2 separate regions of the Homo sapiens genome follow, and region 2 is linked to region 1. Evidence: read pairs that join two places in POLR2A ChIA-PET (ENCODE). Cell type or tissue: PC-9. All regions are shown on one strand. Each heading gives the region's core, and the rest is flanking DNA. Links, peaks and the distances in the headings are about the cores only. Region 1 overlaps EXOSC7 (exosome component 7). Region 2 overlaps KIF15 (kinesin family member 15).

Region 1 (2,920 bases), core at 300-2,799:
TCCAACCCTGTTGAGTAGCCAGGCATTCCTCTGAAAGGATATGGCTCCATAACTCTGCATCCTGCAGTGTCTGGGCATAAGGCTTTCTGTGCCATGGGTCTGTAAACAGAAAGGGCAGAGAGCTAAAAATCAAGAGTCCTGAGGGCTGGCTCCAATTCTGTCATGGCCAGACTGAGCAACCGAATACTGACTGCTCAATCTCATAGTTGAAAACCAGGCTGAGGCCCTGATCTCCCTCTTCCATGCTATACCCCTAAACAATGCTTATGATGAAAGCAAGATCCACAGAAAAGAAATGGAAGCCATCAGCTGGGCTACAACTCCCTTCAACAGCCAAGAACATACAATAAAATGGCTTTCACAGGGTTCCAAGAGCCCTGTGGTAGGGTTCGTCAATTGCCATGGCCAGGTCTGAACCTATGAGGGCCAGTTTAATGTCCAGGTCATAGCCATAGCACTCAGTAGGCTGAACCTGGGAAAGCTTTATTGTGCCTAAAGCCCTGTAAAGGCCACATAACAGTCACCATCCATCCCCAACAGCCAGGACCAGGGGTAGGTGCCTGAACCAAAGGCATATAATCCAAAGGGTGACCAACTCTTTTTGGCGTGAAATACTACCAGACCAAACTGATTCTCTCATTGCAATCTGGTCTCTGATCTGAGAAACACTTGAGAGAAGAAAGGAGTTAAAGAGGAGCTGACAGGTCATGATATGGAGGAGCCCAGAGAGGCCACACGAAAGTAAAGGTATTGGGCAGAGGCAGATTCTACAAAGAAGGGAAGCTGGACAGCAAGTGGCTGCAGAGAAGGGATAAATCTTGGCAGAGAAAAGCAGAGATGTCACTAGAGATAAAGACAGACAGCCACACAGGCCATGAGATAATCCACGGAGCCCATGAGAGGCGGTACCTCAGAGCTGTCTGGGGACTTTCCAGCTCTTGCCACAGATCCCCCTTCTCTTTTTTCTTTTTCTTTCTTTTAAGAGACAGAGTATCTCTCTGTCACCCAGGCTGGAGTGAAATCTCCAACTCCTGGGCTCAAGCGATCCTCTGGCCTCAGCCTCCCAAGCAGCTAGGCCTACAGGCACACACCACCACACACCTAATTTTTTTTAGAGATAGGGTGTTGCTATGTTGCCCAGACTGGATGCCAACTCCTGGCCTCTGGTGATCCTCCCACCTCAGCCTCCCAAAGGGCTGGGATTACAGGTGTGAGCCACTGCACCTGGCCTATCCCTTTTCTTGAGATAATTGAAAAATCCCGATTCCTTCAAATCAAAAGAGGTTTAATTCTCAGGAGCCACAGGCTGAATCTTTAATGAGGTCACTATGAAGGCTGGGGATCTAGTGTGGATGGTTTAAGACAAAGTCACACTTCTGATGGAAAAACAAACTTGAAAGGGAGCCAGCATTTTTTCTGTGTTAACCACAGCCCAAGTGCTTGACATCTCTTATCTCATCATTCCTCATAACCCCATTCTACTTCCAGGTGCATAAGTCCCCATTTTACACAAGGGAAGCAGGTTCAGTTATGCAAGTAAAACCACTTATTGTAAATGGTGAAGGTGCCTGCTCAGTCTGACTCCAAAGCCTCATTCAAAAAGAGGCAGGAAACCATATGACTTCAGCAGGAGAGAGCAGAGATTTCTTTATCTCTGGTCAGTGGCTTACCCATGGGCCAATGTCTGGTGGCTGCCCCCAAATTTCCCAACACTTTATGATAATGTCCATTCTCAGGCCCCAGCCCCAGAGAGTCTGATTCAGAATGTTGGGGTAAAGCCTCAGAATCTGTATTTTGTAGGTGAGTAAAATGCACTTCAAGGCTTCAGAATCCCTGGGCTAAGAGGGAGGTTAGCAATGGCTTCTCATGGATGAGGAAAACACACATCTAGCCCAGTAAGCCAGAAAAGAGGATAAATCCTAGATTCTAAAAATTCTGAAGTCTGCTCCAAGTTCTGCATGGTATGGGCAGAGTAAATCGTTTATGATACTAGTAAGACAAAAGCTATACAAAGAAATGCAATATAGGGTTCTAAAGGAACTTATACTCAATGTGGGAAAAATGCAACCAAAACAATACAGCAGTATATGCCATATACTATTTAAGCTCTAGAAAAACTGGGGAGTGGGAGGTGTCAATTAGAACTTTCTCTTTCCCTTCCAGTTTCCCCACAAGCTTTTAGAGAAAGGGGGAAAGAAAAGGAGGTAGAGGAAGCAAAGATTCTCTCCTGCCTTGATCTCTGGATCCCTACTGAGGAAATGGAAGAAATGACTTTCACTGCAGCAGGAAGGTGGCCTCAGAGTCAAGTATGGGCTTTGCAATCAGACAGGTCTGGATTTAAATCCCAGTGCCACCACTCAATTACTGTGTCACCTTGACAAGCGACTCAACCTGCCCGAGCTCAGTTCCTCATCTATAGAGATAACATTTACCTTCAGAACTGTTGTAAATATTCAATGAAATAAAAATTATAATATGTACCTAATAAGAATGGGATATAGCCTTCAAAGACTGAAAGAGAACCTAACAGAAACCAATCAAATTATTTATCAAAATACCGATTTAATCCACCTTTTTGATTCTCTGTTCTCCCCTGGGAGAGGGGATCTGTTCACCAGGTTGACTCAAATTGTATCACCTAGACTCCCTTTGCTGGCTTCTGGTTGGGTTTGTCCAGTGGAAGATACCAGATCAGAGGGTGCCCCTCACCCCCAATCTAGTGGCCACATTTCTGATAGTGCCTGCATCTATCGAAGACTATGACTTATGTTGGGCAGCCCTTCCTCCACAGTTCCAGCTATCACTGAAATGTGGTAATACTGTTTCCTCCCCTGGCCCCTTTGGAATAGGGGCAGTAGCCACTCCCAGTAGTTGTCTTGGGGCTCCTCAACATCTCTTATTGGTTCCCTGAAACCCCCCC
Region 2 (2,920 bases), core at 158-2,657, 170 kb after region 1:
AAATTGGCTGTCCCCATGAACTACAGTAAAGATGATTAACAACTATGAAGCCATGGACAGTCCATCTTGGTTTCTTCTAAACACATAGCAAGGGATCCATTTGCATTATTGACTAAGTCAGCCAGGTTTAGACTATGCATGCCTGTCTCATTATCAGAGCAGCATGCTAAGTAACAAGGTAGAGAATACAGCTCAAATAAGCCTTCACTAAGGCCATGTGACAACATTTTCTTTCTGTGATACTCTCTGAATATGTTTCATGCATACTCAAGGATGTTTGAGGATCCTTGAGGATGTTTCCTCAAGGTAACATTTGAGGGTACTTCATACATTTTCTGAGGCTGTGCTCTTGGTCTCACCTCCTGCATTTGGGTAGAATGATGTTCCAGTTTGTCAACATGCTGCTGAAGCTTTAGGTTTTTATGCTCTTCTTCATCCAGTTTGGCTTGAAGAGCACTCATTTGTTCCTGCAACACAAAAACTTCAGTCATCAAAATTTATTTTAATGGAATTCTCAAACATTCCACCATTTCGTCTGCATTAAAGAGACAACAAAACAAAACAAAACAAATTCAAAACCTCATATGAACAAAGGTATCAAAGGCCTGTTTGGAGCCAGAAAACATCATCAAAAGGTTATATACTAAATGATTGCTAATGTTTCAGATTTACACTTGTGGTCCATTAAAGTAGACACTTTGAAATACAAAGGAAAGAAGTGATTAAAATTAAAATCCTGGATTACATGACAGAGCCATCTTGAGACTTCTAAGAAGCTTCCTCAGGGCTGCAAGCGGTTACCTCCATGGCCTGGAAAGGACAAAATACTGGGGTTTGGGGTGGTCTGGCCCACTCCAACTTTTACTGGACAGTAGAAAACCTTTTTAAAAAATTAACAAACCATAAAAATTCTGGAATAATCAAATTTCACATTATTTCAAATATATTAAAAACTGTCTAAAATTTGATCTATAATAAGATTCTTTTAACTTTCTTTTTTTTTGAGACAGAGTTTCACTCTTGTTGCCCAGGCTAGAGTGCAGTGGCGCGATCTCGGCTCACTGCAACCTCCGCCTCCCGGGTTCAAGCAATTCTCCTGCCTCAGCCTCCCGAGTAGCTGGGATTACAGGCATGTACCACCACACCCGGCTAATTTTGTCTATTTAGTAGAGACGGGGTTTCACCATGTTGGTCAGGCTAGTCTCAAACTCTTGATCTCACGTGATATGCCTGCCTCAGCCTCCCAAAGTGCTGGGATTACAGGCGTGAGCCACCGCACCCGGCCTCTTTTAACTTTTTTTAGCAGATACAGCACTTTGCTATATAAACCAGTTCTGGAACTTGGAGCTAGTGGCCAACTGGTCATTTTATACACTAAGGAACAAAAACCCATGGAGAATGACTTGCTAAAGATTGTAAAGTAGAGACAAAAAGCAAGAGTGGGCTGATTTCCAATCTAGGAATGATTATAAACCCACACTTAAAAAGATATGATTTTAATACTAAGCACTTTTGAACACTGTAACTTATAGGGAATTAAAATAACAAAGCAAATGTATTTAAATGGATGTCCAGTTATTTATTTTTTCTAGAACAAAACATTACCTGCACTGTTCTAAGCTCTTCAGAAATGGCCTCAAAAGCTTGTTCATTCATCTCAGGAGGAACTGGCTCATTTAATATATCATTATCTAATATGCTAGAATTCTGAGTGTATAGAGAGCCAAAGCTTCCCATTTCAGGGCTTAATTTTGGTACTGGTCGGGAATGAAGTTGGTAGGCCTTGGTTGGTGTAGTTATAATCTGCAGCAAAAAATGATTATGGAAAACATTAGCACATATTTAAAAAGGGCATATTTAATAATTTTGTGAATAGAGAGGATAAAATTGAAATACTATTCATGAAAAGAAAGGAAAAAGTACCCTTGAGACACAGTACAAAAATGCCCAAGTGGAAATAAATTTATCAATTCAATGCAGTCCCAAGCAAAATTCTAATACAATTTTTAAAAATAAACTTAATGAGCTGATATCTATTTTCATACAAAGAATAAATGTACAAGAAGAGACAAGACAATTAAAAAGAACAAGCCAGGCATGGTGGTTCATGGCTATAATCCCAACACCGTGGGAGGCTGAGAAGGGGAGGATCACTTGAGGCCAGGAGTCCAAGACCAGGCTGGGCAACATAGTGAGATCCTGTCTCTACCAAAAAAAAAAATCATTTTAATTAGCTGGGCATGGTGTCCCAGGCCTGTAGTCCCAGCTACTTGGGAAGCTGAGGCAGGAGGATCCCCAGAGCCCAGGTGTTCTAGGTTGCAGTGAGCTATTATCACACCATTGCACTCCAGCCTGAGTGACAGACTGAGACCCTGTCTCTCAAAAAAATAAAAATAAAAAGAACAAATTAGGAAGACTTCCCCATCTGATATAAAAATACATAGGGGTATGGGAGTATGGTCATTAAAATAGTACATTACATTACAGTACATTATATTAAAACAGTACATTAGCTTATGTACATTCAAATAGAACACTGGGAGGAAATACAAAGTCCAGAAATAGAATTATTATTATTTTTTGAGACACAGTCTTGTTCTGTTGCCCAGGCTGGAGTGCAGTGGTGTAATCTTGGCTCACCACAACCTCTGCCTCCCAGGTTCAAGCAATTCTCCTGCCTCAGCCTCCCAAGTAGCTGGGACTACAGGCACACACCACCATGCCTGGTTAATTTTTGTAGTTTTAGTAGAGATGGGGTTTCACCATGTTGGCCAGGCTGGTCTCCAACTCCTGGCCTCAAGTGATCTGCCCGCTTTGGCCTCCCAAAGTGCTAGAATTACAGGCGTGAGACACCACACCCCGCCCAGAAATAGAATAATCTTTCTGTGGAAATTTTAGGTATCAGGAGTAGTTGAGACCA

What was found. Peaks named below come from ENCODE experiments on the same cell type or tissue, not always from the same donor. Only the 100,000 strongest peaks of a DNase experiment are listed, where the experiment ranks them.
Region 2: POLR2A ChIA-PET joins it to region 1 with 6 read pairs; 4 of 35 experiments call an interaction of 5 or more read pairs at or near these places.

Annotation. Positions count from the first base shown.
Region 1 is chr3:44,979,946-44,982,865 of GRCh38, reverse strand. All of the region lies in intron 1 of EXOSC7 (exosome component 7), which reads right to left. Among named protein-coding and RNA genes, the nearest start is that of EXOSC7, 5.2 kb to the right of the region's middle. In PC-9, for the core only: no CTCF peak of the experiment used is centred there; a DNase peak (open chromatin) is centred at 1,385; H3K27ac peaks cover 2,150 bases.
Region 2 is chr3:44,809,729-44,812,648 of GRCh38, reverse strand. KIF15 (kinesin family member 15) reads right to left here. Exons shown (of 35, transcript NM_020242.3): 17 at 1,606-1,803; 18 at 360-467. Among named protein-coding and RNA genes, the nearest start is that of KIF15, 49 kb to the right of the region's middle. In PC-9, for the core only: no CTCF peak of the experiment used is centred there; no DNase peak of the experiment used is centred there.